2 separate regions of the Homo sapiens genome follow, and region 1 is linked to region 2. A link is a loop called in an ENCODE intact Hi-C map of the cell type or tissue named here. Cell type or tissue: endothelial cell of umbilical vein. All regions are shown on one strand. Each heading gives the region's core, and the rest is flanking DNA. Links, peaks and the distances in the headings are about the cores only. Region 1 overlaps FRMD4A (FERM domain containing 4A). Region 2 holds the start of FRMD4A-AS2 (FRMD4A antisense RNA 2).

Region 1 (15,912 bases), core at 4,270-12,269, 110 kb after region 2:
CAACAGCATCACTGATCTGTGGGAAAGCACCGCTCAGAGAGCCCGGGACAAACTGCTGACTTCATCCTGGGAAGCCACTGCTGACCCTGGGGAAGTACCTTAGGAACTGGATACAGTAACCTGTCCCTTAGACTTCATGAAACTTAGCTGGGTATGCCGTCCTTCAAATGTGCAGCAAAGTGCTTTTGCATTGGGGGCAGCAGTCAGGGAGAGGAAGACACATTTCATTGTTTTGTTTTTGGTCTTTAAATTGTATCAAGCCCATTCGTAGCATTAAGCCCCATTTATGTTTGAGTGTGACTTGGACTTGGACAGGGCCAGAAGACCAAAGCCTCAAATCAACAGAAATCTGGTTTGGTTCTCAAAGTGTTACTTGTCTCTTGCAACCTAGAAGGTTAGGAGATGATCCAGTTTGTACACTGTCTTCTGTTAGATCCATTCTGTTGCAAAGGAAGTTTGGGTTTATTTAGGGCACAGCAGGAATGAGGGTCGTGTGACAAATAGGTTTGAATCCACTTGGTCCTGAGAAGTTAAATAGCTGCAATTAATTTAATTGGAGGCAATATTTGGACATGCTTTGAAATCAACGCTATATTGTCCAGCCAGTGAATACAATGTTGCCTCCAGATAAGTTAGAAAGAAGTAATGACTGGTGTATGAAGTTGTGTGGGTAGAAGTAATGTTTTAGGGAGAAAAAATTAAATTCTTATTCTTTCATTAAAGGGGAATTGTTTTAGTAGGAATAAGGATCAGAAAATCTCTCCACCCTCTTTTGTTCTGACCAAGTGTGATCTGCCGCTGCTATTGCTATATTGTTTTTGGCACTTGTCTTGAACTAATTTTATTAATAAGACTTGTTATTTATGGCACGGGTTCTCTTTGTAATTTGCAGACATTGTTATCAAGTCCCCTGATAACCTGGCAGGTGGCTGGTGCCATTAGCATGATCTCGTCATTGGGGAAACTGAGACCCCTTGAGGTTCAGTGAGTTGCTGATTTCATAATCCATGAGAACAGCATCCCAGATGTGCACAGCTCTCGATGTTATTGTCACAGCGAAGTTATAGCCTGAGGTCAAAGGGAAAGACATCCAGTGACTCCTTGCTTGGTTCTGGAACTTGGGGAGAGAGCTCTGTGGAATAGCAGATATGCAAGAGTTGCCAAGGAAAGAGCTCTTGAGTCAACCTTAAGGAGTGGATGCAAAAAGTGAGATTGGTTTGTGATGTGAAAGAAAGGGATATGGAAGGTTCAGGAGATCTCATATTGAGGGGACTTGCCAGGCTACCTTTGTCTTTAAGTAAGTGTTGGGTGAGACTACCATCAAAGATCGTTACTGCCTTTACTGCATGAATATACCACTTGTGTTTACATTGTTTATGCTGGTGCGTGTGTGTTTGCATCCGCACGTGCGTGCAGCATGCTTGTAGTTCAATTCACGTGTCCAGCAAGCCATATACTTACCCCTCATAAGACTTGCGTTTAGCCTGACGCATCATACTGAATGAAAGTATAATGGAGCAATTTACAATCTAAAGCTTTGTTCTTAGATATTTTTGCATATTTTAAGAAAAGGAACAGTATAACTTTTGAAGAATTCCTAGTTCAATATGTCAAAATGAGAAATAGACATGCTAACAGTTAACCAGCTTTTGAAGTTCTTTTAAACTACTCTCCACAGAGTATTAGAATGTCTGAGTCCAGTGTCAGGAGTAACTTCAATTCATATGTCTTATTTTTGGGGTAGCACCTGATATGATAACATTTGTGGCAGAATTTCTCTTTTTTGGTTTATTTGTTGTGCAAAATCTCAGCATCTTAGAAGCAATTTCTGGGACCTCATAAGAAAGCAATAGGGTAATGATCTTCTAATGATTCCTCAGTCTAAACCCTAAAAACTATATTCCCCTTGAGCTAAAACAGGAGTTCTCTTACCTTAATAGAATCAGCAAGTAACTCAGGCCCATGTGCCCTCATGACCTCCCCAGGACACTGCATTTTTATCGGTTCACCCCACCTTACCCATTTCTGATTCTGCGCTGTCCGTTTCTCTCTGGAAATGTCATGAAAGGAACAACAACAAAAAGATGTTGGATGTCTCTGAAAAGTTAGGCATTGATGTAAGAAAAGGAAGAAAAGGGATCATTGCATCAATTGTGGAGGGTATGTAGATATTTGGGTTTTTCCTCCAATAGCAAAATCAGAGTCAGAGAATCTTGGAAAAGTGGCTGCTAAAAAATCTGATCTTGTGGGGAAGGGCGTGCTGGATTTTATCTTGAGGTGTTCATTCCAGCCATAATCAGACTGAAGTACATCAGTAGTATTTTCCATTTTTAGTTGTTGTTTTTCCCAGAAAATTTCATCTCCAGAGTTGGTACAATAGCTCTTGGAACTTTGGGCTTTGGAGTCACGATTGCACACAAAGGCCAGACGGTTTCAATGCTCTCTTCTGCAAAAAGTTTTCTGAATCAGCATAAATCCAGCTTATCAAAAATTCTCTTCACAGCAGTTTCATTTTAGTTCCCTAAATCCATCAGCTGCCACCCTTTCCGTTGTCTCATGGAATCAGCACATCCTTCTCTTATAAGGAATAATTTAGACACACCCTTACATTGGAAGTAACCAGCTCTACCACCAGTGGCATTATTTTAAAAATCCCTATCACTGTTCCTCTCTTACGTTTACAGAAGATGGTCAGAGCTGGTGCTACTGTTTAGTACATTGCACTAATGCTTATTTGGGGGGCTAATGAGTGTGTGTGTGCGTTCAGTTATGTTTGTTTTTTGTTTTGGTTTTGTTTTGTTTTCAGATGGAGTCTTGCTCTGTCACCAGGCTGGAGTGCAGTGGTGCAATCTCGGCTCACGGCAACCTCTGCCACCCTGCCTCAGCCTCCCAAGTAGCTGGGAATACAGGCACGTGCCACTACGCCCAGCTAATTTTTGTATTTTTAGTAGAGACGGGGTTTCACCATGTTGGCCAGTATGGTCTCGATCTCCTCACCATGTGATCCGCCCACCTCAGCCTCCCAAAGTGCTGGGATTACAGGCGTGAGCCACCGCCCCCGGCCTCAGTTCTTAACTGTATCAGTGGAAATTGGGCATTTTCCTCCCAAAGAGAAACATTGTTCATCTTCCACTTGAAGATGGAAGTCACTGCTAAGAATAAAAGTCACAGTTGTTGGAAAGTAATAGAGGACTATGGGGGATCCGGTTCAGTTCAGGGGCCTTATTACTACCAAATAATCAAGAAGAAATGAGTGGTAGTCTCAGTTTGAGTCAAATCAAAACCTCTCTACAGATGTACCAGCATAATTAATTCTAATTCAGAGAAGTTCCTTGTAGGCTCTAGCTTGTTAGGAAGGGCGATCTCTACACTGTGTGATGTTTTCTGGCTTTTTGTTTTAAAGGTAGAGCTCCAGCCATTCAATGATGCAATACAAGAAGAAACGTGTTGTCTGTGGTCAGGAGCATTGGTACATCCATACCCTTTGCCCCAAACTCTGACTTACATTCACATGTTCCTTTTTGCTCCTGCCTTCTTAGCAATTATTTGCCAATCCGTGGCTACTGCGTATGTTTTGCTTGCATACACTCACTACATTAACTCGCTGCTCATGTTGAGCACTCCCCGGACCCTGGTTGTATAAGCAAATCGCTGAGTGAGTGTAGCAGACCGCACTCCAACATGGATCTGTTTAGACTTCAGAAACCTGAAAAACCAGCCAAGCATGGTGGCGTGTGCCTGTGTTCCCAGCTGCTCCAGGAGGCTAAAATGGGAGGATTGTTTGAGTTCAGGAGTTGGAGGTTACAGTGAGCTATGATTGCACCATTGCGCTCCAGCCTGGGCAACAGAGGGAGAACCTGTCTCTAAAAAAATAAAAATAAAGGAAAAAAAAGAAAGAAATCTGGAAAACCCCAGTGGTCTAAAGCACAGTGTCGCTTGTTAGGCCCACCTGTGTCAAAACTTTTCTTAGTCTGTGCTGTGGTATGGCCCCTCTTCCTCAGTTAGTAATGCATTACCAACCTTAAAGTCCGGAGTCCTGGTCCTAATGCAGAATCCCAAACCTTTTAATGATATTTTGCACTTCAAATTAGCCAAAACCTCTCCCTGCACACTTGAAGCTACCACTCCACAATTTCCTGTGGGATTAGCCTGTTCATTGGTGATGCAGCCTTCTTTGCAGGGTTTTTGCCTTTCTTTGTCCTTGCTGTATGGGGAACGCATGGGAAAAAAAACAAAAACGGCAGGTAATGGGGAATTAGATTGATAATGCATCACAGGGAATGGAAATAATAATCGGCGAGTTGCCAGGCTGTGCCATTCATAACCAGAAAATGTACCATTACGCTCTCGCCACATGCCTGGGAAGAAGTATATAGATGTGATAAAACCCAAACTAGGAAGCCAGACAGTGTGGGTCCTCCAGAGCTAGACGACATACCTACCAATAGCCGGAGAGTCTAGCGCTGGCTTGCCCATCTCCCGACTCCCACTGGCCAGCCCTGCTAAGTATCTGATATTTATTTCTCTGTTGCCCAGAGAGAGAGAGAGAGAGAAGGAGAGATGGGAGGGTGATGAGGACATGAAGTAGACACTGATGGAGCACAATGGGGAGCAGTGTTCGGCCTTCTCAATCCCCTTTTATTGGGCTGCTTGAGTGTTTTGTAACAGAAGAACTGCAGAGTGACCAGTAGCACAGATGTAGCCTGCAGGTCTTGGCAGGAGGGGAGAACCATGTACAGAAGGCAGTTGTAACAAGGGCTACTGTTAGCAAGGGCTGCAGCCACGGCTGCAGGGCTGCCCATCACAGTCAATGCCTGGTGCAGTCTACAAACCACGTGCATATGTGATCTGGGGGTTATCCAGCCAATCAAACATTTTAGAGAGATGGTGCTTTAGGAATGAAAGGGGGTATCTAGATCATTTTTGCAAATGAGGAAGAGCTTACAGGCATTGAGGGACCTCGCCCTGGTCTCAGCTGCTGCGCCAAGGCTGGTGTCCCTGCCTCCTGATGTGGATCTGTGTGGTGCAACCTGGCATGGCAAACAGAGAGGGGAGGATGGCGCCATCTTGCCCTGGGTTTGGTCATCTAACCAGCTCTGCCACTGCTTATGTGGCCTTGGGTGAATTACTGAGTCTCTCTGAGCCTTGGTTGCTTTATTTATAAGTGACATTCGGAGGAGCAAATTAGTTAATATCTGTGAAACGCCTAACTCTCAAAAAGTATGGGAGACTCTTTTTTCTGGAGAGATGGGATCTTGCTATGTTTCCCAGGCTGGTCTCGAATTCCTGGCCTCAAACGATCCTCCTGCCTTGGCCTCCCCAAGCCCTGGGATTACAGGCATGAGCTACTGCATTAGGCAAGGAGACTTCTCTAGAATAAGAGATTTTGTCTTTGCATTTCCCCCTCTCCAACCTTGTTTACTTATATTACTGGAAGGCTCAACGATGCTAACTTTGGGGGGATATGATCCCATCGAGGTAGAAGAAGCCAGCTGGCTGTAGAAGTGGAGGTGCTACTGAAATAAATGGTGCATCCTCACTTATAATACTGAAATCAATTTTATAGACAGAAAGTAGTATACGTGGACAAATGTTAGCTCTGATATTTCACAAGTGTCACCTAGCCTTCCAGAAAGGGTTCTGCAGATAAAGTCATGACCCTAGCCATTCTTACCTTGTTGGGAACAGGGAAGATTTGTGAAGATGGCAGGTGGCAGGATGTAATAGAGTCTTCTAGCTGTGAAAAGGAATTAGGGTCTATCACTGGGAGCAGATGAGAGAGCCCAGGGCTCTACTACATCTGGGTCTCCAGCGAGTCCTGGAACATTAAGGTAGAGAAGGTCGGTGGGGGGAAGGGAAGGAAGAAAAGACAGATGACTTTGCCTTTGACCCAGTGGATTATATTACCAATTTCTAAGAATTTCTGAAATTCTTTAATTTTCAAAAAAGATCAGAAAAAGCTTTTATCTTGAAAATTCTAGAAAAGATGTAAGAATTACCAAGATTATCTCAATGAATGGCAATTGCATCCTTTTCTGAACAAAAAAGGCAACACTGTAATCACCCCATAATGTTCTTTGTCTACTTCCCATTTATTGCCATTAATTAGGAAGATTTTCAACTCCTATTTTTATTTATTATATTCCACCCAAGTCATTAATGCAACAAGTTAATGGCAGAAATAAGCCTAGATCCTGAATATACAGGATGCCTTTTAGGGAGTGTGTGTGTGTGTGTGTGTGTGTGTGTGTGTGAGTGTGTGTGTGAGTGTGTGTGTGTGTGTGTGAGTGTGTGAGTGTGTGTGTGAGAGTGTGTGAGAGTGTGTGTGAGCGTGTGTGTGAGTGTGTGTGTGTGTGTGTTTCTTTTCCATTGCATCAACCACTCAACCACCGTGAAAATATTGGGATAGTTTCCTTGTAGTTCGAGAAGTCAACGTGTCAATTTGCATAATGTTCATCGAAAAAATTTTAAGCACTTAATAACCTTCTAAATGTTAAATAAAGTCAGAACGAGAGATCATCTGTCTTCTGGAGACTGATTAAACAGGCACACACAGGCAGCAGAAGAAAAACATTAGGCAAATATGCAAACAGGGAGAGTATTTATAGAACATTATATCTGCATCCAAGACTAGGATATATTTTCAGTGAGCCCTAAGGGACAGCGTATGGCCATCTTTTGCCTAGACAGGGCGGAGTGTGTCTGTCATTTGATGGAGAAATTATAAGCTGGTATTTGTTTGTGGTTCCTTCCTTACTTTATTGTGGAAAATATGGCTTTTGTCATCCACAACAATTTAGTTCATTTGCCTTCCTGTTCCTAAAGTTGTAAATTAGTCGATAGAGATTTTGTGCCATGCAGAGATCTGCAACTTCCAACTGGGAAAGATATCCAAATACTCAGAGAATACGAGAATAGTATGCAAAAACACAGTGCTTTGTTTCTTGGTTTTTTTTGTTTGTTTGTTTTTTGAGACAAAGTCTCACCCTGTCACCCAGGCTGGAGTGCAGTGGTGCAATGTCAACTCACCACAACCTCCGCCTCCCAGGTTCAAGAAGTTATCCTGCCTTAGCCTCCCGAGTAGCTGGGATTACAGCCACGCACCACTACACCCAGCTAATTTTTTTGTATTTTTAGTAGAGACGGGGTTTCAGCATGTTGGCCAGGCTGGTCTTGAACTCCTGACCTCAGGTAATCCACCCGCCTCAGCCTCCCAAAGTGCTAGGATTACAGCCGTGAGCCAACGCACCTGGCAGAGCTTTGTTTCTTAAGCAGCTAGATCCTCCTTTGCTTCTTGCCAATGAAACTGACCACGCTCCTAGAGAACTGACAAAACTCAACTAAAAAATTCCATAAACTGGCTGGGTGCAGTGGCTTATGCCTGTAATCCCAGCACTTTGGGAGACCGAGGCGAGAGGATCACTTGAGGACAGAAGTTCGAGACCAGCCTGGCCAACAAGGCAAAACCCCGTCTCTACAAAAAATACAAAAATTAGCCAGGTGTGGTGGCATGCACCAGTAGTCCCGGCTACTTGGGAGACTGAGGTGGGAGGATTGCTTGAGCCCAGAAGGCAGAGGTTGCAGTGAGCCGTGATAGTGCCACTGCACTCCAGCCTGGGTGACAGAGCGAGTGTGTCTCAAAAAAAAAAAAAAAAACCAAAAAATTATACTGTGGCTTTTGGTTTTGTATTGGATGTAGATAAAAGTCAATACACCAGTGTTCATTTGTAGGAAAGATGGGGTGGAGGAACTCAAGTATCGTGGCTTGCCCTGCTGGCTGGGCAGTGAGGATGAAGAGGGCACATGGCATCTGTCCTGTGCCTTCCCAGCAGAACTTTCCTGAAGGAGCCTGTCCGTCCATCTGGTTTTGAAATGGCTGATTCTGGGTTTGGCTACTTACCAGTGTTCCCTAAATACTATTCCCCAAAGCAGCCTCACTGGGTAGGATTCCAGAGCTTACAAATGCTTTGCTGTTTCCCTTTGTGATTACTGGTCCCACCTGTGGTTTTCTCATTACTCCTCTTCCTCTTCCTCCTCCAAGGCTCAGACCTCATTGTCCCATGATGTGACTCACCATGCCTGCCTCGAGCTTCCTCTTTCTGCGTTGCTCGGAGTCAGCTGTTCTTCAGCTAATCTTTCCAATCAAATTTCTCCAATGCCTCGGTCCATACATTGTCTTCCCACATTCTTTTAGGGTGAGGTGCTGACTGCCATTGTCATAGTTTAGGGGCTCTCTTTCCTGAGTCATTATAAAATCATCACAGCTTATCCTTTGGCCAGCTTCCTATACCCCTGACCACATCCACAACCCCCACCTCAGCACCCTGCATTCTTCGTAGACCACAGTCCTTAGCATGGAAGAAAAAGCCCGTCACAATCTAGAGGCTTCTTATTTCTTAAACTTCTTTTCTTATGTTAACCATCACACACACACACACACACACACACACACACACACACACACACACACACCCTTGCCTCTCCCCAAGCACATTTGACCTCATCTGGACTTCAGCCTTTGCAATTGCTCCCTTCACATTGCCATTCCCCTCCCATCCCTTTCCTGCCTGGGACGCACCTACTCATTCTTTACTTGGAGCCTCCAGTGTTCCCTGCTCCTGTTCCTCCAAGCAGAAGCGAGTTCCTCTCCTCTATTCTCCAGAAGCATGCGTGCTGGAAGGCAGTCGCAGTTCGATCCTATGGACAGTGACGACCTGTTCACATGCCTCCCACCGTCGCTTTTTAGGGGTAGGACCGTATCTTCTTTGTCGTTGACAGCACAGCACCCAGCGTTATCCCTGGCATTTGGCAGGTGCTCAGAAATGTAACTGAGGAACTCATTGTCACGTTGTGATTTCTCCTTTTTTGACTTGTCTGCGCAGATCTCTAGGGACTGTTTCCTGCTCCAGCCCAGGGCCCCTACCTATGGTCAGCTCTTCTCTCTGCTAGGGAGCTCTGCTTTCTCTCTCTGCCTGTTTCTATGTCAAATGGGAAGAGAATAAGGATAGTGTGACAACTCTCTTTCTCTCTCTGTCTCTCTCTGGCCCATTCTTGCTCTGTCACTCAGATTGGAGTGCAGTGGTGCAATCATAGCTCACTGTAGCCTTGAACTCCTGGGCTCAAGTGATCCTCCCACCTCAGCCTCCCCAGTACCTGGAACTACAGGCATGCACCACCATGCCCAGCTAATTTTTTTTTTTTTTTTTTTTTAGAGATGGGGGTCTCACTAGATTGCCTTGGCTGGTCTTGAACTCTGACCTCAAGCGATCCTCCCACTTCAGCCTCTCAAAGCTCTGGGATTACAGGTGTGAACCACCACACCCAGCCCTCCTTTTTTTCGTATAAAAAATGCTACCCTGGCAAACCCCAGCTGGCAAATGGCAGAAGTATTTGAGTGCCACAAGTTCATTCATTAATTCATTCATGCACCCACCCATTCAATCATTCAACACATACCTATTGGTATGCCTTGAACATTCCAGGAATGTGGCAGTGAGAAAAACCAACCAAGTCTTGCCCCTGGGGAGCTTGCATTCGAAGAGGAAGGGGCAGACAATCCACATGATCCATAAGTAAGTGACAGAGGATGCTAGAAGCTGGTAATTACTACAAAGAAAAACAAAGCAGAGGAAGGGAAGTGTGCTAAGTTGCTCTTTTAAACACAGGGGTCTTGTAGACCTCGGGAAAGGTGATCATTGAGCAAAGACTGAAAGGATGTGAGGAGGTAAGCCAGGTGGGTGTCTGGACGTGGTGAGTATTCCAAGCAGAGGGCAGAATTCATCAAAGGCACTGAGGCAGAAGTGTGGCAGGGAACAAGAGAGGTTGCACCCAGGAGAGGTCCCAGAGCCATGTGGTGCAGGGTGAGGACTGGTGGGAGTCACATGGGCCTTTAAGGCTCTACCCTGGGGGGCTCTCCCCATTGTGGAGCTGGGGAGCCCCTGGTCCCACGGAGGCCATGCAGAAATGGTTTGGGTGCCGTGTGGGTGAGATTGCAAGGTGGGCAGAGTTGGAAGCACATTTGCAAGAATCCAGACAAATGATGACAATGATGATGATGACGGTGATGAAAAGTGTTCAGGTTCTGGATATTCTGAAGACAGAACCAACAGGATTTTCTGAGGGTTCAGTGTGGGATATGTGATAAAGAGAAGAGTCCAGAATTTGGGGCCAAAAGAGCACAAAATGGAGATGACGAGGCAGAGCTACCATTACCTGGGAGGGGAAGCTGTGATCTGGGGAAAAGTGAGATCAGGAATTCCGTCTGGGACTCGCTGAGCTTGGGATGTTTAACAAGGGACCAAGTGAGGTGTGGAGAGGGCAGTTTTGAGCATAATTCTCTACAAACCTGGGTCAGGGGACACCACAGTGGAGACACAGAGTTGAAGCTCACCCATGTACAAACGATGCTTAAAGCACAAAAGACTGCCAACTCCAGGGTTCAGAACTGAGTATGATGACATCTGGGAAAATGCATAAGCACCAAACTTCAAATAATAAGAATATAATGTATGAAAAACAGCCAAGCGTGGTGGCTCACACCTGTAATCCCAGCAACTTGGGAGGCTGAGGTAGGAGAATCGCTTGAGGCCAGGAGTTTGAGAGCAGCCTGGGTCAAATAGTGAGACCCATCTCAAGAAGAAGAAGAAGGAGGAGGAGGAGGAGGAGGAAGGGAGGAGGAGGAGGAAGAAGGGGAAGGAGGGGGAGGGGGAGGGGGGAGAAGGGAGAGGAGGAGGGAGAAGGGAGAAGGGAGGAAGAGGAGGAGCAGGAAAAGGAAGAGAAAGAAGAAGGAGGAGGAAGAGGAAGGAAAGAAAAGAATTCCTCATTGTGTGAAAAGTTCTGTTGAGATGTGCCATTGTACAAATTGAATCCTCAATGTCATGCTCCTGATGGTGTCTTTTTGATAACTTGGAAGAAATGTCTCTCTTTTATTTTATTTTATTTATTTGTGGGGAGATGGGGTATCACCCTGCTGCCCAGGATGGAGTACAATGGTGCCATCATGGCTCACTGCAGACTCAAACTCCTGGGCTCAAGTGATTCTCCCACCTCAGCCTCCTGAGTACCAGGGACTACAGGCCCATGTCTCCATGCCTGGCTACGTTTTTTAAAAGATTTTTTTTGTTTGTTTTTGAGAGATGGGGTCTTGCTGTGTTGCCTAGGCTGGTTTTGAACTCCAGGCCAAAGCACTGGGATTACCACCACACCCGGCTAATTTTTGTATTTTTTTTTAGAGATGGGGTCTCACTGTGTTGCCCAGGCTGGTCTCAAACTCTTGGCTTCAAGCAATCCTCCAGCCTTGGCCTCACAAAGTGCTAAATCTCATATTTAAATAGATTTATTAATATATCATTGACATACAATAAACTATGCTTATTTAAAATATACTGTTGGATATGTCTTGATATGTGACTATACCTGGGAAACCATCACCACAATCAGGAATTGTAACTCTGTACTTTTATACTTTTAGTCAATCATTTGTGTGATGCTCAGGACTAGACATGAGGAAGGATATAAAATGTCATCACTGTCCCTGCCTCATCTGTCTGTCCTGATTTAAAATTCTGGCTTTCCAATACTATTATCTAGTCACAGACTCATTTCCAGGTTCCTTCCTTCCTTCCTTCCTTCCTTCCTTCCCTCCCTCCCTCTCTCTTTCTCTCCTTCTCTCTTTCTCTCTCTCTCTCTCTTTCTTTTCTTTCTATGTTTTGTGATGGAGTCTCGCTGTGTCGCCCAGGCTGGAGTGCAGTAGCGTGATCTCGGCTCACTGCAACCTCCGCCTCCCGGGTTCAAGTGATTCTTCTGCCTCAGCCTCCCGAGTAGCTGGGATTACAGGTGCTCACCAGCATGCCTGGCTAATTTTTGTATTTTTAGTAGAGACAACGTTTTGCCATGTTAGCCAGGCTGGTTTCAAACTCCTAACCTCAGGTGATCTGCCCGCCTCGGCCTCCCAAAGTGCTGGGATTACAGGTGTGAGCCACCATGCCTGGCTTTATTTCCAGGTCTTTTCTGAAGGTTTTGCTAAAAATACACTGCACTTTGGTTATCAAAGGGTTTGGTGTGACATGGTGAGCTGCTTGCAGCAGTGTCACTGGTTAAACCAGGAAAGTGCAAAGATCAGGAGCCCAGCCAGCTTTTAAGCAGCTCAGATCCAGGCAAAAACATCTCTCTCCTTCCTTCTTTCATGGAAACAGCCCAAACACTAGGCTCTATTTCAGCTTTTTTTTTTTTTTTTTTTTTGCTACAAGTAGTCAACACAGTAATTACCTCCTGCTGAAAGCTTTGAGAAATTGTTCTGTGTCCAATTAGAATTTTTGATTTGACTAACAGATACAACATAACATCTTTATTTCTGTAACTGCTCACTAATGATATGCACCCTGGATATATTTAGACTCTCGTTTGCCGGGGCCATTGCACTGTAAGGTGCTACGTTACTGTCTGTGACAGCATTTCCACCAAGAGGCTTGATGAGGATGGGGGTGGGGAGACTTTTGGGTTTGGGAGTCCTCTCCCTCGCTCTTTCCACCCCTCTCAGGCCTGACCTTCCATGCCCAGGCTTACATGGGGAGCAGCTCTAGGACTTATCCCCTCCTGGGAGCTCCTGACACTGGACCAGGCGCCCAGGGGCAGATCTCCATGAAGTGTCTGGGATGGTTCATGGGGCAGCCAGCCAGTGTCAAAACCTCCCCCAGGAAGAATGGAAGGAGGGATCTGCCAGCACAGCTCATGCAAGACCAAGAAGTCCCTGCCAGCGACATTCCAGCAGAACCCTTTCCAAAGTACTTGGTTATGTAAACAGAAAGGCGGTAGCCTCTAGCCCAGATGGACTGCTCCGTGTGGATGTCAAAGTCACTGTGGAAACTTCCCCCTATGGAAGCACTACGGGTCCCCAAGCTCTCCCTGCAGCTCTGTATTGGAATGGGGAGGGTTGGGGACTTCTTTTTGACCTCATGGAACTGGGACCTCCGTGTAGGACTGGTGGTTCTCTAGTTCTCGAGCGTCCCTGTTTCTCAGATGTGTCTTGCTCCGATGCCACTAGAGGTTTGATCTGATTTAAGGGTGTCACTGGAGTCAGCTGTCGGTGTGGAGTGCTTCCTGCTAAACGTGGCAGGACTTGGCATCTGAGCATGTGGACCTTGGATTTAGGCACTTAGTACAGGAGTGCTTTGTATCCAACACAGGTTTAGCAAAGCAGGTGGCCTGGCAGGACATACTAACCTCATAGGTGGCCATTTTCCTACTGTATGTCAAGAGCCACCAAAGACCCAAGGGTGGAATTTGGAAAACTTGCAGGTGGTCTAGAATACTATTTTCTGCTCCACACCTCCCTGGGAGGCAATGGAGATTATGACTATAGTAGTATACAAAGAAGATTGTTTATGACAAGGAGAGCCCATTCCCCAACTCTTATCTATGTGGCTTCACCCATCACTGAGGGCAGATCCACATTGATTCTGCTTGTCACATAGGTATGTGAATGACAAATAATGCATGTGTTCCTGAGACTGGCTTTTGGGGCATATTTCTACAGAATAGGCAAATTAAAACATATTTCACTGAATGCAAATTAATTTATATAGTACCTATATTACATAATTGCCCTTGAAATTATATATATAAAGATATATGCTATTTAAATATATATTTATTATTCATATAAAATATTTATTGTGTGCCTATTATGGCAGTCACATCATTCTATTTTAATCACACGTATTATTGTTTTAGTATCAATAAAATGTTTACAACTGTGAAAACTTATTGTATAATAAGACCCATAGTTGTAAATAATACTGTGTCTCCTTCCATTGATCACAACATAAGCAAAATTTTTTTAAAATTTCATTTAAAACGACAGATTAAACTGGACACTGAAACAAAGTAGGCAAATTCATGTTACCAGAAAGTGTTATTAAGGTTCTTGGTTACTGAGCACGTGAATTCTCTACCAAACCAGCAACAGATGCCGGTAACTCTTCTGCACAGAATTACATTTTAAATAGGGGATGTTCGACCACACATTTATATGAGAAAAATTGGTAGCATCAAAAAGTAGAAAAATGCGTTTGTGCCTATCAGTCTGTACTAAAATTTTTGTAAGCTTTCTGAAGCACTGAGTGAACGTTGTAAAAATTTGTTTCACCAAACCACATGTAATATTGTACCAAGGAAACATCACAAGTAAATACATCAGCTATCAGAATGAATATATTTTCTTGGAACTCTTTGTTTCTAGCTGTGCCTATATATCCATGCCTTATACATCACAACTTATTGGAGAGGAAGGGAAGGGATCTTAGAGTCCGTCTGTCCCTGAGTTCTGTAATCCTTTCTACAACTTCCCTTGCTAAAGTCTCTGGTCCCTTCCTGATGATTTGCAGTGATAACGGGGCAACCCATTCCATTTTGAGCAATGATGCTTGTTCAAAAGTTCTTCCTTCCATTGAATCCGAATGTATCTTCTGGAATTTCCCCTCATTGGGTCTATTTTTTGCCCACCAAAGCAAAGTTAACCCACCTTCACTTTATACACATCAGATTAGCAAGTTCCCCCGAACCCCCATTTGGGTAAGCCCAGGACAGTCCTAGTTTATACCTGTTCTCTCTATATAATCAATAATAGCCTCCCTTTTGCCTCACAAGTATCTGGTATGGCCAGTAGGTTGTATGGTCACGCTACCACTAGAGCTTGTGATATGTAGGCCACCGATGCAGCTTTTCCCTCAGTCCTGGGAAGTACTGGTTTCTGGACCTTCACCCGGTCTAGTTATCCTTCTTTGGTCTCTCTCCCATTTCTTTCATTTTCTTGTATAAAATATGGTACCCACAATTGAATACAGATTTCCAGAAGCAGTTTAACCACAGTAGAATGCAGGGCACCTCTTAATTCCCTTATTCCGATGCTGGGCTTCTAGCACGTGCGTGAAGAGTACGACACAAAACTGTAAACAATATGACCCCAACTTTGACATTTGAAGCTACCATCCGAACCTCTTTGCCCTCTGTAAATCTGATATGCATGCCTGCTATGTCCCTTTACAAATCACTGGGGGGAAATACATGGATTGAGGAAGACAAGTTCTACTTTAATATCACTTTGCAGTTTTCCAAGTGCTTGTGGATCTTGCTGTTGCAGCCCTGTCTCCAGACTCCCCTCATTTTGGCCTCATGATGAAATTGACTTGAAAACAGTGCTCAGTGGCTATTTCCTATTTCAAGCGATTTAGCCATCCTCACTCAGACGATTAGCTCCCCCTTCTTTGTTTTCATAAAGACGGTGTCCAGCTGTATTTCTCACTGCTTCCTTCTCATCCGCCACGGTGTCCTTCAGCTCTTTGCCTGGGTGACATTTCCAGAACATTCTATGTTCTCTCCCATTTCATCCCTTCTTACCTCATGTTGCTGTGTTCTGCAGATATCACTCCTTCCCTGGGGTATTGACGGATCCACCAGGTGTGAGTTAGGGTGTCCCCCCGTCCCCATCCCATAGCATCTTATACTCACCCCTGTAGTCACACTGATCACTCTGCAACAGCCTGTTAACTTGGGTATTTCCTCTACAGAACATAGAAGTTCCTTAAGTATAGGAGCAAAATCACATTCATCATTATATACCTAATAAGATCCCTGGCACATAATAAAGATGCTATAAGCACTTGAGTGAACACATTGTGGTGAACATTACTGTGAATAATTCTTTATTCTATTTCTCTTGTTTCGATGGGGAAAATTCCTAGAAGAGAAATGACAGAGTCCAAGGATCTGGACTTTTTAGCTGTTTGCATTCTATTTCCTGGAAGGTGTTAGTGGTCTTCTAATTAAGTTGTAATTATCTACTAACTAAATGATTTTATCTTTAATATAGTAATTCCCATTATAGTTGTTACAATACCTTCCTGAAATTTACAT
Region 2 (15,912 bases), core at 3,497-11,496:
GTAGGATGTTAAAAACATATGTTTTCTCTTTGGGTGAGAGGTCTGTATTGGAGATAAGATGTGGACATTATCAGGGGTTCACTGGAGCTGGCTTGAGAGGCTCTCCAGAGCCAATTATGTGATTTCTTCTCAACTCTACATTCAGTGATGACAGATGAGCAGTTTGAAATGGGCCATGGCAGGGAATTTACACCATGGAAATTGGCAAACATTACAAAGCAGGGCTTTTATTCCCCTAGAGAGTTGATAAGAGTTACACATTCTCCAGTATACCACTGGAGATTGGCATTTAAAGCTAGAGGACTATATGATAACATCTGGGGAATGTGTGTGGATGGAAAGAAAATTGTCAGCACACTGGACCTGAAGCCACTCCAAAGCTTAGAGATGGGCTCCATGTGGTGGAACCAGCACTGGAGATGAGCAGAGAGCAGCCAGTGAGGTAGAAAGAGGATCCCAGAAGGGCATGATGGATTTTCAAATGCTGCTGATAGTCAAGTGAGATAAGGACTAAGAAATCACCTTATTGCAGCATTGTCATAAAAGATTGCACAAATTGCATGCATCAAAATTGCTTTGTGTTGGCCGGGCTTAGTGGCTGTAATCCCAGCACTTTGGGAGGTAGAGGTGAGCAGATCACTTGAGGTCAGGAGTTTTGAGAACAAACTGGGCAACATGGCAAAACCCCATCTCTACAAACAAATTAGCTGGGTGTGGTGGCACTCACATGTAGTCCCAGCTACTCTGGGGGCTGAGATGGAAGGCTTGTTTGAACCCAAGAGGTCGAGGCTGCAGTGAGCCAAGATTACATCACTGCAATCCAGCCTGGGTGACAGAATAAGATATTATCTCAAAAAAAAAAAAAAAAGAAAAGAAAAGAAAAGAATTGCCATGTGTTTCTAAGTACAGTACATGGATCAGATGCCTGGTCTCCACCTCAGACATCCTGAACCTAATGCTCATGGGCATATAACAGAGAAGACAGTTTGAGAAGCAGTGCCTTAATATATAGTGTTCCAGAAAAACAGGCACAGTGGGGTAGAGAAAAGAACACAGCAGAGGAAGTGATGAATAATGCAGATGGGAAAAGAGAGAAACTCTTAGAACAATTTTTACTCACCCTAAGGTCAGTCCTGGACACAGAGAGCAATTAGAGACCATGGTAGAGACTCTTGGGGTGAAGATTATTACAACTAAGGCCAAGAGTGAGTTTTCTCCCTATAGCACCAAAGAAACAGCATGTTCCTCTTTTAAATATCCCTCCCTTCAGCCACTATGTCAGAAAAATGGAGCTGCAATTGTCCCTTAGGTCTTTTCCAGCTTCCACAACCCATGCAAAAAAAAAGGCAAGAGAGAAGATGAAAGACCAATTTCAGTATCATCTATTGGTCACCTATGTCAAAAGCCAGCACTCTACCCCTAAGTCTTAGGTGTCCTAAGATCTAGCAGAGGGAAAACCTGTTTTGTTTTGTTTTGTTTTGTTTTGTTTTGTTTTGTTTTGTTTTGCCTCAATTTTTTTCAATGGCTTGATGTAATCATGGGTCAGGGCTTCATAACCCAGCTGAGTCCCAGAATAGATTTAGAAAGTATAATTTAGGCTGGAGCCAGCCATCAACTGCCCGAAATGAGCAAGTCCTAATTTGAACTCCGAATTTGGGGATCGACATCTATTCTGTAAAAGCAAATGGATTTGGATCAAATTGGAAGAAATCATTTCTAAGATCTCGTGGAGTTCTTGTAGAAGAAAATCCTGCTATTATCTGCCAATTAGGGTGAAGGAAAGTAAGTAACAGGTGCCAACACTAGGAAGGAAGTCTTCCGTGTAGATCCTATCCAGAGAAGGCTTTCTATGTGGGATTCACCCAGTTACATTATGCCTAGTTCCCCTTCACCAGCCCCTTTAATTTTCCTTTAAGTAAGATGGTACCCCTGACACATGAAATTCATACCACTGAAAGAGAAGTTTAAGAAGCAGACAAGTGGTACAGGAGCCCTCCCACGAGTCTGTGCCGATTCTTGTGAATTTGCCTATTTTGTTACCAAAGTGAAATTTATGTGCCTGGGTGTAGATGAGCAGAGTCATCAGGGCTCTGCAAAAGCTGTTCCTGTGCAGGGGCAGTGACAGCCTTGCTTTGTCACTGGCCTGGTGCATAGGTGCCGGGTCCACCCATGTAGGCAGCAGTGCAGGTGTCAGGTTCTGGAATCACTGTCATTAAGATGTGAATCCCATATGCTATGGTCTGAATGTTTTTGTTCCTCTGCAATTAATATATTGAAATCCTATCCCCTAAAGTAATGGCATTAAGAGATGGGGCCTTTGGGAGACAGTTAGTGCCCTTATAAAAGAGGCCCTCAAAAGCTCAGTAGTCCCTTCCACCATGTGAGGACACAGGAAGAAAGTTTTGCTTGTAAGCCAGAAAGTGAGTGCTCCCCAGGCACCGAATCTGCCTTAATATTAGACTTTCCAGCTTCCAGAACTATGAGCAATAAACTTCTGTTGTTTGTAAGCTCCCCAGTTTATGGGATTTGTTATAGCAGCATGGAGAGGCTAAGATGCCATCCTTAAAGGGAGGACGAGGAGAGGGCGCTTCCTCCCCTGCTGAGCCCCAGCTCTGGGTTGTCAGGTAGCAGAGCATTTAGGGAGAGGAGCTCATTAAGAAAAAAAAAAAAAAAGCAGTCTGGAAATGCATACGGGCACTTGTCGATTTGAAATCAACAACGTAGAATGGTGTGCTTATGTCAGCCTACTGGTCAACTTGGCTTCCTGAAGACCAATTGTCAACGAGCAGAACCTCAGCTCCCAAGGCCACATGCCGTGCCATTTGACATTACTCTCGGGGCAATACCTAGATCCTATGGCTTTTGGTTCAGCCATAGCGTCCATCTGCAGATCATCTTGTGTTTGTCTGAGACAGAGTCTTGCTCTGTTGCCCAGGCTGGAGTGCAGTGGCACAATCTCAGCTCACTGCAACCCCCACCTCCCACGTTCTAGTGATTCTTGTGCCTCAGCCTCCCAAGCAGCTGGGATTACAGGCATGCACCACCACACCTAGTTAATTTTTGTATTTTTAGTAGAGACAGGGTTTCATTATGTTGGCCAGGCTGGTCTCAAAACTCTTGGCCTCAAGCAATCCACCTGCCTAGGCCTCCCAAAGTGCTGGGATTACAGGTGTGATCCACCACGCCCAGCCCAGATCATCTTACTCGCCCTTTATTTCTAGTAGAATCTCTGGTTGGGTGTTCTGTGTTCTCCTTGATGGTATTAAACCAACATACCTAAGAGCAAACAAAAATATCTTCGGGACTCTGTGACTTCCTTTTTTCTTCTGTCAATGGCCTTAAGGTGGCATAAGAGAAACATGTCTCATGTATCTTAGAGTGGGGCCCATGCAGTACAAGAAAACTTCTGTCCTTAAGAGATCCAGTGGTCAGAAACTGGCTAGGTTTGAGAGTTGGTTTCTATCTCAGATGGTACACATAAGACCTAATCCTTTATCTTAACTCCTGTGGCTGCGCTCCTGTTCACTCTAGTCACCTGAGAAAATACAACCTCGTAGAGGCATTATAAACTCAAATATGTGTCAAAGCCAGGCAGGGAAGAAATGTAGCAGGAAAATACAGAAAGAGGCACATTGCAACCTGGAAAACTCCTGCCCCAGCAGGTGAGGCCAGCTACTACTCAGCTGTGCCACGGGAAAACCAGGGCCGGTGTTCCTGGATCTTCTAACTTTACAAAAGAAAATGTATGTATGCGTTGTTCTTATATTTAAGGAAAAAATACATATGTCTGTATGTGTGTATGTGAGAGAGGAACAGAGTGAGAGATATGAAATATCTCTATTTTTATAATCCAACTTTAAAGAATAACATTGCCTAAGATGCCAGTTTTCAATTTCTACAAGTAAAAGAGCACTGTCCTGAGGCAGGCAGATGATCTGAAGTCAGGAGTTTGAGACCAGCCTGACCAACATGGTGAAACCGTGTCTCTACGAAAGTACAAAACTTAGCTGGGCATTAGCCAGGCATGGTGGCTTACACCTGTAATCCCAGTACTTTGGGAGGCCGAGGCAGGCAGATCATGAGGTCGGGAGATCGAGACCATCCTGGCCAACATGGTGAAACCCCATCTCTACTAAAATACAAAAATTAGCTGAGTGTGGTGGGGCACGCCTGTAGTCCCAGCTACTCGGGAGGCTGAGGCAGGGGAATTGCTTGAACCCGGGAGGAAGAGATTGCAGTGAGCCAATATCACACCACTGCACTCCAGCCTGGTGACAGAATGAGACTGTCTCAAAAAAAAAAAAAAAAAAAAAAAAATTAGCTGGGCGTGGTGGCACACTCCTGTCATCCCAGCTACTCGGGAGGCTGAGACAGCAGAATCGCTGAACCCGGGAGGTGAAGGTTGCAGTGAGCCAAGATCGCATCACTGCACTCCAGCCTGGGCAACGAAGCAAGGCTCCATCTCAAAAAAAAAAAAAAGGACTGTCCCACCCTAAATATCTACATATTCTCCCCTGCCCCAGGCTTGATTTTCATAAAAAGGAAACATCTTGCTACAAAAAAAACTAATCTTAAAATAGATCCTCAGGCCCTCCAGCTGCAGCATAATCCTAGTGCTAAATCAGAATATATATTTTTTTAAAAAAAAAAAACCTATTCTGACAGGTCAAATGCAAATTTTAAAATATATTTGAATACATTGAATACACGTCCTCCAGCTAGAGGAAACAGGAAGATGACATCCTCTTTGCTGAGAACATGGTTTTATTACCTAGCAATAGGACAACAACTTCAGAAGCAACTGAACCTCTGGTCTAATTATTGCCTGATAGAACAACTTATTAATATCATCAGCAACATTTTTTTGTTTTGGGAAGATATTCTCCATTGATGGTGTTAAAACAGAACAAATCAAGCAATTTCAGCCAATAGAACAATCACCCTACCACCTAGAGGTATATTTTGCTAACTCAAATTTGCAGACCAGCAGTGTGTGGTCCTACTTAAAACTAGAGATTGCACAAGAGCCAAACAGAGGTTCTTTTATGATCAAGGTGGCTGACTGGTAACAGCTGGACTAAAACCTTTCAGTTCTAAATCATCTCTTTCATGCTAGATGGAGTGGAATTCTGGGGTCCCAGCCAAGTCCTTGAGCAAGAACTTGAATGGATTCACAGCTCCTTTTCTGATGGAAACGTTGGCTAAACCCTGAGGAACTCTGGATCTCACCACGATGTCAAATAGAATGATGTCCCTGCTGGGGGAGGAGGCAAGTCAGGCTTCTCCATTGTCCCTTCTAAACAGCAGCTCACACTTGTCACATCCACAGCAGAGATGCAACTCTTCAGTTTTAAACTCAGGATGTCCTCACTGTCTCTTGCCGGATAAGGCAACTTTGAATTCACTACCTTCTAGCACTTAGCCCAAAGTTTTGTAGGGACATAGGACACGCAAGAGAAGCAGATCAATGGATATGTTGGCTAGTCATTACTTTAATCTCTTTACACTAAATCCTTTTTTTTTTTTTTTTTTTTTTTTTTGAGACAGAGTCTCACTCTATTGCCCAGGCTGGAGTGCAATGGCACAATCTTGGCACACTGCAACCTCTGCCACCGGGGGTCAAGCGATCCTCCTGCCTCAGCCTCCCAAGTAGCTGGGATTACAGGCATGCGCCACCATGCCTGGCTAATTTTTGTATTTTTAGTAGAGACAGGGTTTCACCATTTGGTCAAGCTGGTCTTGAACTCCTGACCTCAGGTGATCCGCGTGTCTTGGCCTCCCAAAGTGCTGGGATTACAGGTGCGAGCCACCATGCCTGGCCTACACTAGATCTTTATTAAATTAAATAATCAAATATCAACATAGTTATGCTGTATTTTCTCAACTCCCTGCTGAAATTATTTTACAAAGTTAAGATTTAATTCCTCTCTATTGAGGGCTGATGTTTAGTGTCATTTTGTTTTGAATGAGCAGCAACCTATTCTTGGCCTGGACTGGGGCTGGCCATGTGACCCGAGACTTAGGCAGGACATGGAGGTGGGTGGGCAGGACCCAAGGCCAGGCATGGGAGTTTGCTGGGGTCAGTGAGCCTGCAAGCCAACCCACAGACAGGCTAAAGACTCATGAATCCGGTTAGATGTGTCAAATATAGCTGGAGAATCAAGAAACAGGTGGAGACCAGAGAAATCAGAGGAGAAGAAACCAATTTAAAGCAAAGGTAGAAGCAAGTGTTTGTAGAAACCCCTTGAACCACTGGCATAGCTCCAGGCATGTCTAGGCATAGCCTGGGCTATAGGCAGAGATGAGGTGGTTAGGATGGTATCTTAGTATCATCTTGCTGAGAAAGCCAGCAGAAGAAACATCTATAAGCACGCTTCTGAGGCTTTTTCAAAATGACCATTGAAGATCTTGTTCCTTATGTTATTCAGTGCTTTTTATATATTCCACTCCGTTAATTCCTTTTAGAAGATAATAAGAAGTATGTGATTCAATGTACTTACCTTTTTACCTTTGCTGCCAGGAAACTCAAGCTAAAGTTGAGGCACAACCTCAGTAACTTGCTCATTCTGGATGTCTTTTCATACTTTTAACTTATTGTTTTCTTCTTTTTTTCTATTTTAGATTACCCTTAATTTTCTAGTTTACCCTCATATTCCATGTAAATATGTGCACATATTTTGTGCCTTTGCCAAGCAGCATGGAATCCTATAACCTTCTCTTCTGTGTGTGTTACTTTCTGTAAGGGAAACCAACACAATGGAAACGTAGCCCATTGAGAGTAAAAAATAGAACAAAGTATGCTACTTCCCTTCTCTTGGCAGAACGCATTGTCCCAACAGGTGTATCAAAAATGCTTCAAGGTAAGCCAAGACATGGGAACATTGTGCTCTGAGCAAGGTGGTTCTTTTTTCCCAGAAGGGAATGAATTCATTTGGAATGTTAGGCCCTGACAGAACAGAGCCACTCCATTCCACTCCATTGTGTCCTGGGAGTACACAGGGACTTGGTGCAGCCCCTAGAGGCAGTGGCAGTTTACAGGCATTCCTGGGAAGAACAGAGGGGGTCCCGTTGGAGGAAAGCAGGTGCACACTGTCCTGAATCTCCGCGCCTGATGCCCACCTTCATACAAGCTGCAGCTATGCCTGGGGGATGACAGTTCTGCAGAGTCCAAACTCACAAGGATAAGGGCTGGAAAAGAGGCTTTGCTGGTTTTCTGTTCCCACCAGGATGTTGGAAGCCTCCTTTTTGTCCTTTTCACTCTACGCTTCTTTTTTCTTTTCCTTTCTAAATGTTGCTGTCAGTGTACTCAGCTGAATGCTATCAGATACACAAATAACAATAGCTTCCTGGGAACGATTTGCTGCTGTGGGTCATGGGCCAGTGCCAAGAAGCCCAGGCACGCCAAGCACAGTGTTTTAGGAAAACCGCGGCTTTCAGAGAGCAGCTTCAGGATAATTGTTCAATTCCATTAGGGATTCTGGCTCCGAATGCACCTCGGAACCTGGCCCCAGTGTCTCCTCCAGGGGAACTTAGAGGTCCCCCACTCCATACCTTGGCTGGCTTTCTTTTTGATTTGTTTAATTTTCAAGAACCATCATTACTGGAATCTCGTATCTGATTGCGGTGTTCATGGAAAGAAAAATGGGAACAAGGGCTGAGAGACAGTGAGGCTTCCAGGGTGATCAGGTTGACTCGCAGAGGGAGAAATAACAGATTCCCAAATGCGGATTCTGGCACTTACACGTTTCTGAGTTTCCGATCTGGAGATCGGAGAGGTCACCGTCCTAGGGCTTGTCAGCCTCGCCAGCCTGCTGGGGCTCCCATTGTTCTGCTCAGAGTCCGGGAAGCAGATCCTGCTCCCTGATGACAGCTTCAGGCCGAGATGTTCCTGCAATGGAAGGTTTCCCGGGCAGGCTTTGCTTCCATCCTGGAGAGAGTTAACCAGGTCAGCCAGGGTCAAGGAGCAGATATCAAGTTACATATTTTCCTCCCTCATTTCCTAGCACACTCCCAGACATGCTCCACAAGGAAGGCCAGGAAGGAAGCATACCCGCCCAACAGACAAGACAGGCCAGGACCCTGGAAAGAAGAGGAAGGCACGTCTCTGGGCCTTCTCAGTCCTTACTTCCTCCTCCCTCCTTGTCCCACATTCCCCTCTGGATGGGTCTCACTCTCCAAGAAAATGGCCAGGAGCAAATCCAGGCAGAGAGGGAAGTTACTGAGACCCAGAAGCACAGCCAAGAATAGAAAGTACCTTTAATGAGCTCTTTCTATGTGCTTAATCTATGCAGCTGTTTTCTCCTCTGATCCTCAGAGCAGCCCTTTGAGGTTGGCTCTTATTCCTAACCCCACTTTCTAGAATAGGAAAACAGAGAATAGAGAGAGATTAAGTCATTTGTCCAGGGTTACGCAGCCAGCAGTGGCAGATCCAGGGTTTGAACCCAGGTAGTCTGACTTCAGAAAACTCTCCAGAGCGAATCTAAATGGGGGTCTAACCTAGAGTGAGACCCTTGGAATCCAAGCTGCTGAGAAAAGTGTCCCTTTAGAAAGGAACTCTAGGTCTGGTTGCCAGATTCAGCAAATGAAAATACAGGATGCCCAGTTACATCAAATTTCAATAAACAATGAATCATTCTTTCATCTAAGCATGTTCCATGGAGTTTGTCTGAAATTCAAATGTAACTGGGTGTCCTGTATTTTATCTGGCAACTCTTAACTATAGGGCCACTCCCATCTCTCTGCCCTCTGTCTTGTCTTCCTCTCATCATCAATAGGCTGTCTCCCTGCTTCCATTTCCCCTCTGATGCCCATCTCTGGAACAACTGAGCTGTACCTGTCCATGTATTCTTATTTAAAATCAATTATTGGCTGGGCGCGTTGGCTCACGCCTCTAATCCCAGCACTTTGGGAGGCCAAGGTGGGTGGATCACGAGGTCAAGAGATTGAGATCTTCTTGGCCAACATGGTGAAACCCCATCTCTACTAAAAATACAAAAATTAGTTGGGCGTGGTGGGAGGCTGAGTCAGGAGAATCGCTTGAACCCGGGAGGCGGAAGTTGCAGTGAGCCAAGATGGCGCCACTACACTCCAGCCTGGCGACAGAGCGAGGCGCCGTCTCAAAAAAAAGAAAAAAAAATCAATTACTAATGATCATCTAATATCACCTGAGCATCCATAATATGCCAGGGCTTCTTTGTTCAGAAGAATCAACATGGTAGCCTCTGGGCTGGTAGGTGTTAGGGTGCAACATAATCAAAAACACCAGGACCCCTGATACCCACTCAGAAGCAGGAGCCACTACCGCTAAGACGCAGTGTGGGATGGGAGGTGCCACTAGGGGGCTGGAAGACTGAGACCCCCCTCACCCCTGGTCAACCAGAGCTCTGCTTCTAAGATATTTCTTATGTCCCCACCAAATATTTCATTTGGGAAAAGATTTCCATAATTGACAAAAAAAAAAAGTTACTGAAAATCACTGTCCTAAAGCACACCTTCTCAAGCGTCAGTTTATAATGGAATCATCTGGGGGTTTTACTAAATGCAGATGCAGTCTGCATTCCTCCAAGTTCCCGTGTAGTTGCTGAGGCTGGAGCCTATAAAGGGCATTTTGAGGTCGAGGATCTAAAGTATCCTCTCTGACGTCCATGCTCATAGGTTATTTTTCTTTTTCATCTTTGTTTCAGGTAGGTAGGTAGGTAGGTAGATAGATAGATAGACGGATGGATAGGCAGATAGATCTCTATAGAAATCTACATAGAGATCTCTCTGTTCATCCATCTATCTATCCATCCATCTGTTCAACTATAGAGACCTATCTATCTATCGATCTATCGGTATCTATCCATCGGTATCTATCCACCAATTCATCCATCCATGTACCCATCCATTCATCTATCTATGTATATATGTAGATATCTGTCTATCCATCCATCCATCCATTAATTATCTTTCCCACAGCTATTTTATGCAAACACTTAGACAAAATTAGTAGTGACTGTACAACCCACTCAAAGAGAAACAAAATCCTCCTGGTGGAGGTGATCATAAGAGAGAAAGGAAGGGACTAAACACATTGAAATGTCCCTGTCTGAAAGCATTCCTTTCTTGGGCACTGGGGATACTTAAAAATACAATCCACTCTAAAAGGATCTCTTCCTCTGTGACATCCTACCAAGGTCGAAGAGTCCACTATGAGAATTTCACATTTGCCAAATTGCGAAGTCCTACAGACCTGAGCAGTCCTGGGCCTTAAAAACTCTGTAACTCCTACATGACCAAATGGGAGTCTTTACGGTTGTGTATAATACTAAAGAAGTGTTCTGCATGGATACGAGGCATATTGTAGCCTTTAGATATGAAGTACATTATTTTCACTCCTCTGTTTTGTGTAACTATTAAATAAGTGGGCCTGAGACACTGCTTTTGCCTACTGTCTGATCAGATTTTTTTTATTTTCTAGCGTATATCAAATGTGCTTGTTTCTGTTAAATTGAGAGTCCCCTCTTTTAAAAAAGAAAAACTGAAGTGTTTATTTTTTGGCCACGATGACATTGAGTGCTCCTGGTTTGGAGTGATTTATTTTTTCTCTTCCTTTACAGCTGTGACCTAGTTAATTGTAGGTAGGAAGCAAACTCTGAAATCATTAGACCTTCTGCTTTGCTTAGAAATCTTGTTCTGTTAAATTGTACGATGTCCTCTTTAATAACAGGAAGTCAGGTCTCAGAATCAGCAACATTTGTGTTCTTTGTGCATCGAGTTAAAGAAAAGTAAGTGTGTCCCCTGCAGTTTCCTCGTGGTCGGGGAAGAGAGACGGATGAGTAAATGACCCATGGATGAGTCACTCATTTCTATAACGAGTCAAAATGCTCTGTTGGCCGCAGGTTGTAACCTCTGAATATTCTAGTCTCCCATCCAGAGACAAAGGAGGGAGTGATCAGGGTCTCAGCTTGGCTGCTTGGTTCCTGACGTTGGGCGAACTCAAGTACTGAAATATCACATCATTAAGAAATGACTTTAATGTAGAAATAAATGCATGTTACTAATATTCAGGCTTTTCAAGTCTGTAAGTGGGCCCTCATGGTGGAAGGAGACATCCTGTTACTTTAAACAAAATATTTCTTTTCACGATTTAACTTTTTCATGGGAGGGGTGGGAAAAAGTTGGGTGGAAGTTTCTTAAGAGTCGATTTTCCATTCTGCATATGGGGGAAGGATCGTTTATTAACTCCTTCCATGGGCCAGTTGCTCTGCTGGGGTTTCTATCCCACGATAGTTCAGAGGTAAAGTGGCAGATCTTTCGAAGCCATGTGAAAATATGAAGCTGTAAACATTAAGTACAGTGACGGACACAGCTTGCTTCTATTTCTCTCAATCACCCTAAGTCCAAGAACTAAGGTTGAGCTACGAGCCTAGATCTATGAGATCTGTGAGATCTGAGGGCCTAGATCTATGGCTCTCAAAGTGTAGTCACATAGCCAGAACATCAGCCTCTCCTGGTAACCTGTTTGAAATGCAAATTCCCAGGCCCTACAGACATGTTTTTCCATGCCCTGCAGGTGATTCTCATACAGGTATGAGAACCACTGACCGAAACCCTTAGGTTCCATTGTGAATTGAAGAACTCATCTGCAAGCCACCAAGACCTGGTGATCTAGGGGTCTACAGCAGTGGTTCTTCTCCTTGGCTGTACCCTAGAAACCCTGAGATGCTTCTCAAAAATAACAATACTGAGTCCCTCCCCCAGACCAATAAAATCAGAATCTCTAGGAGCGGGGTGCAGGGAAAAGCTTTTCTTTTTTTTTTTTCCTTATATTTATTTTATTTATTTATTTATTTTTATTATTATTGTTATACTTTAAGTTTTAGGGTACATGTGCACAATGTGCAGGTTAGTTACATATGTATACATGTGCCATGCTGGTGTGCTGCACCCATTAACTCGTCATTTAGCATTAGGTATATCTCCTAATGCTATCCCTCCCCCCTCCCCCCACCCCACAACAGTTCCCAGAGTGTGATGTTCCCCTTCCTGTGTCCATGTGTTCTCATTGTTCAATTCCCATCTATGAGTGAGAACATTTAGCGTTTGGTTTTTTGTCCTTGTGATAGTTTACTGAGAATGATGATTTCCAATTTCATCCATGTCCCTACAAAGGACATGAACTCATCATTTTTTATGGCTGCATAGTATTCCATGGTGTATATGTGCCACATTTTCTTAATCCAGTCTATCATTGTTGGACATTTGGGTTGGTTCCAAGTCTTTGCTATTGTGAATAGTGCCGCAATAAACATACTTTCTTAAAACTTCCCAGGGGACCCCCATGGGCAGCCAGGGCTGACACCCTGGGACCACAGGAAGGGAGGACCCAGGTGGGAGAGGGTTGCTGCCGTGGCTGTAATGTCTACGCCTGTGGAAGGGAGCCTGCAGTCATTGTGCAGAATCCAAGCAGCCCCTAGAAACTCTCAGTTCTAGACAAAAGAGATGACCAAAGCCACGGGTGGCTGCAGTGTCGGGACAGTGGGGCTGGGGAGGGGCTTCGTTTGGAGCCAGTTGGTGCTGTCCTGCCAGATTGCACCTTCTCATCCCTCCCAGCTGCAGGTGTGAAAAGCTGCCAGCCTGCTCAGTTCCTAAATCAGCATCGCCAGGGCTGGCAGACTTCTAGAGGGCGGCTGTACGCTAGTGAGCAGTGTAAACCTGCTCTAAAGCTTGTGTCAAAGGCTTAGGATGGGCCAGGGGCCCTCCTGTGCCCTAGGCTGTGGTTGTTTCTTCCCAAACCCAGGCCAACCCAGTGGGCTTATGCCCTCAGCCTGGACCTGTTCTCTGCTTTCCCGTGGAGACTGGTGCCTGCCAGGGCTGCGACATGGTTCCATGGCTGGCTTTTGCTAACCCTGCTCCCAGCTCAGGGCCCTTCTTCACATCTAAAAGGATCCTATTCTCTCTCCGGCATCCCAACCTTAGCATATGCCTGGCTTTCCAGGCTCTTAGGCCTGACCTGAACTCACACCCACTCCCTGAAGACTACCTACATTCAAGGAGATTTAAATGAGTCTAGAGCCAGAATCAGCCTGTAGCCACCAACCCCTCAAACCACCCAAGGCCAGTGGGAGGTGCTCAGCAGGCGTCCTCCATTCCAGCCTCCTTCCCTGTCCCATGGTCCTGAGTAGAGAGACCAGCTGACCTTACCACCAAGGCTCCAGGGTCCCAGTGAGCAGATCAGCCAGCCCCAAGTATGCAGGAGGAGGGACACCCGAGGGCGAGGCTGGGGCCTAGGGGCCAAACACGTGAGCCGGACTTCAGAGCTAAGCTCCCACTCCAGCCCGGAATGCGAAGGCAAACCAAGCAGACGGAGGAAAGGTCAGGGTGAGCCAGCCACCTTGGGAGTCAAAGGAGCACAGGGTTACCTGAAGCCCACACCAGCAGGGCTCATGAGGCTAAGCCACTCCTAGATGTCAGCAGGCATGTCTGTGGGCAGCGTCCCTGCCTGCTTCAGGAGTGGAGCAAGCGCTGCCTGTGGCAGAAATAGTAGGTGGGAAAGATCAGTATCTAACAGCACAGAGCTTCCCCCAAATTACACACAGGATTGCCATGGGATCCAGCAGTCTCACTCCTGGGTAAATCCCCAAAGGAATGGGAAGCAGGGACTTGGGGAGATATTTACACACTCTTAGTCACAGCAACGTGAGTCACAGTAGCCAAAAAGTGGAAACAACCCAAGTGCCCGCTGATGGATGAATGTGGTCTCTCCATACAATGGAACATTACTCAGCCTTAAAAAGGAAGCGAATTCTGACACATGCTACACCACGGATGAACCCTGAGCACCTTATGCTGAGTGAAATAAGCCAGTCACAAAAAAACAAATAATATGTTTCCTCTTATACGAGCTACGAAGAATTGTCAAACCGACAGGGACAGAAAGCAAAACAGAGTTACCAGAAGATGGAGAGGGGAGGAATAGGAAGTTACTGTTTAATGGGTACAGAGGTCGGTTTTGCAATCTGAAAAACTTCTGGAGATGGCTGCACAACGCTGTGAATATACTTAATGCCACTGAACGGCACATTTAAAAATGGTTAAAATTGTAAAGTTTGTATTACGTATATTTTACCACAATAAAAATAGGTCAGTATCTGGAACTGAAAGGGTTGGGGGTTGGATGCCCACAGGTAGGTGCTTCCATCCATCACACATGAAATGAGGAAGGGGCTGTTCACCTGGCCACAAGGGGAAACTTCACCCCTGGGCTCTGGACACACGTTCGACTTCATAAAACCCCGCCATGTGGGCTGCTCTGGTTTTAACGCTTTGAAATCTGTCCTGGGTTTTGCTGAAGGAGCTGGCGTGCCCCCTGCAGAAAGCACCCCAGGCCACTTCACCGTGGTCAGACTCAGGAAGGGGCCCTCAGACTTGCCCCTCATCAGTGGCTCACTACCGAGACCCCTAGTTCCAGCTGAGTGAGGAGCCGTGGTTCCCAGTTGTTTTTTTTTTGAGACAGAGTCTCCTTCTGCCACCCAGGCTGGAGTACAGTGGCGCAGTCTCGGCTCACTGCAACCTCTGCCTCCCAGGTTCAAGCGATTCTCCTGCCGCAGCCTCCCGAGTAGCTGGGATTATAGGTGCCCGCCATCATGCCCGGCTATTTTTGTTTTTTTTTTTAGTAGAGACGAGGTTTCACCACATTGGCGAATTTGGTCTCGAACTCCTGACCTAAGGTGATCCGCCTGCCTCGGCCTCCCAAAGAGCTGGGATTACAGGCATGAGCCACCGCGCCCGGCCCCCAGTTTATTAAGAAACATTAACAGATCTAACAGATGGCTCTCACCTCCTAGGTATCTCCTGGTCTCTGAATTCTAAATCACCACTTTTGTTTCTGCAACAAGAGGGAAATAACCAATACCTCAAACCAATTTCCTTCTTCTCTAGGGAATTATATTTTAGTATAATTTACCTCAAATTATACTACCCAGAAACATTTTTCTGGAAAAAAATATATATATATTCTGGGTTTTTTTGATGACTCGAACAATCAAGTCTAAGCTCATTGTCCTTATAGATTTTCAATGCCTTCATGGCCTAGGAGGATGTAATTACGTTTTTTTTCTATTGAAGCGTTAAAGGGCATTGCTCTTCTTTGCATCGGTCATTTCCCAGCTCCTGGCTTGTCAATTTCACGGTTGCCTCGGCTCAGGGGAGGATGAACTTTGCTTTATTGCAAATGAGGAAGAGGACTGCTTGCAAATTTAGGAACACATTGAGCCTTGGGTTAAGTAAATATTTCACTTATATGGGACACTTGGCCTCTGTCAGAAATTGGCGACCAGCCTGGCCGACATGGTGAAACCTCATCTCCACTAAAAATACAAAAATTAGCCTGGTGTAGTGGCACACGCCTATAGCCCCAGCTAGTTGGGAGGCCGAGGCAGGAGAATCCAGAATCACTTGAACCAGGAGGCAGAAGTTGCAGTGAGCCGAGATCTTCCCACTGCACGACAGAGCCAGACCCCATCTCAAAAAAAGAAAAAAGAAATTAAAAGAAAGAAATTGACAGGACAAAGAGGACCTGCAAATAGAGGGACTTCTTGTTGGCTGATGCACCTGTAGGGCGAGGAGAAATCTTTGCCTTTGCCCTCAGAAAGTTCGCTGAAAATTAGCTGACAAAATCAGTACATTCATAGAGGAAAAGGCATACAAATTTATTTGATCATACTTTTATGCGACACAGGAGCCTTCAAAATAAAGACCCAAAGATACAGGCAAACTGTCTATTTTTATGCTTAGGTTCAGTGAAGTATGGGCAGCCATGTAGATAATACAACTGGACAAAATGTGTCTAATGGACTGAGTGGGAAGACCCAGTAAGGCCTGTCTGTCTAGATTCTTCTTGGCCTCTCTGAGCAGCGTTCCTTCCTTCTG

The links. A loop is a pair of places that touch in the nucleus more often than their neighbours do. Peaks named below come from ENCODE experiments on the same cell type or tissue, not always from the same donor. Only the 100,000 strongest peaks of a DNase experiment are listed, where the experiment ranks them.
Region 1: it touches region 2 in a loop (8-fold over the local background); 7 of 110 quality-filtered maps call a loop at or near these places.

Annotation. Positions count from the first base shown.
Region 1 is chr10:13,874,551-13,890,462 of GRCh38, reverse strand. All of the region lies in intron 2 of FRMD4A (FERM domain containing 4A), which reads left to right. Among named protein-coding and RNA genes, the nearest start is that of FRMD4A-AS2, 110 kb to the left of the region's middle. RefSeq lists enhancers at 3,154-3,283, 6,896-7,785, 7,920-8,214, 7,786-8,676, 8,677-9,566. In endothelial cell of umbilical vein, for the core only: no CTCF peak of the experiment used is centred there; a DNase peak (open chromatin) is centred at 8,102; H3K27ac peaks cover 4,344 bases.
Region 2 is chr10:13,982,581-13,998,492 of GRCh38, reverse strand. All of the region lies in intron 2 of FRMD4A (FERM domain containing 4A), which reads left to right. It overlaps FRMD4A-AS2 (FRMD4A antisense RNA 2), which reads right to left and starts at 6,913. Exons shown (of 3, transcript NR_199003.1): 1 at 6,501-6,913. In endothelial cell of umbilical vein, for the core only: no CTCF peak of the experiment used is centred there; DNase peaks (open chromatin) are centred at 6,912, 7,332, 7,892 and 10,842; H3K27ac peaks cover 5,777 bases.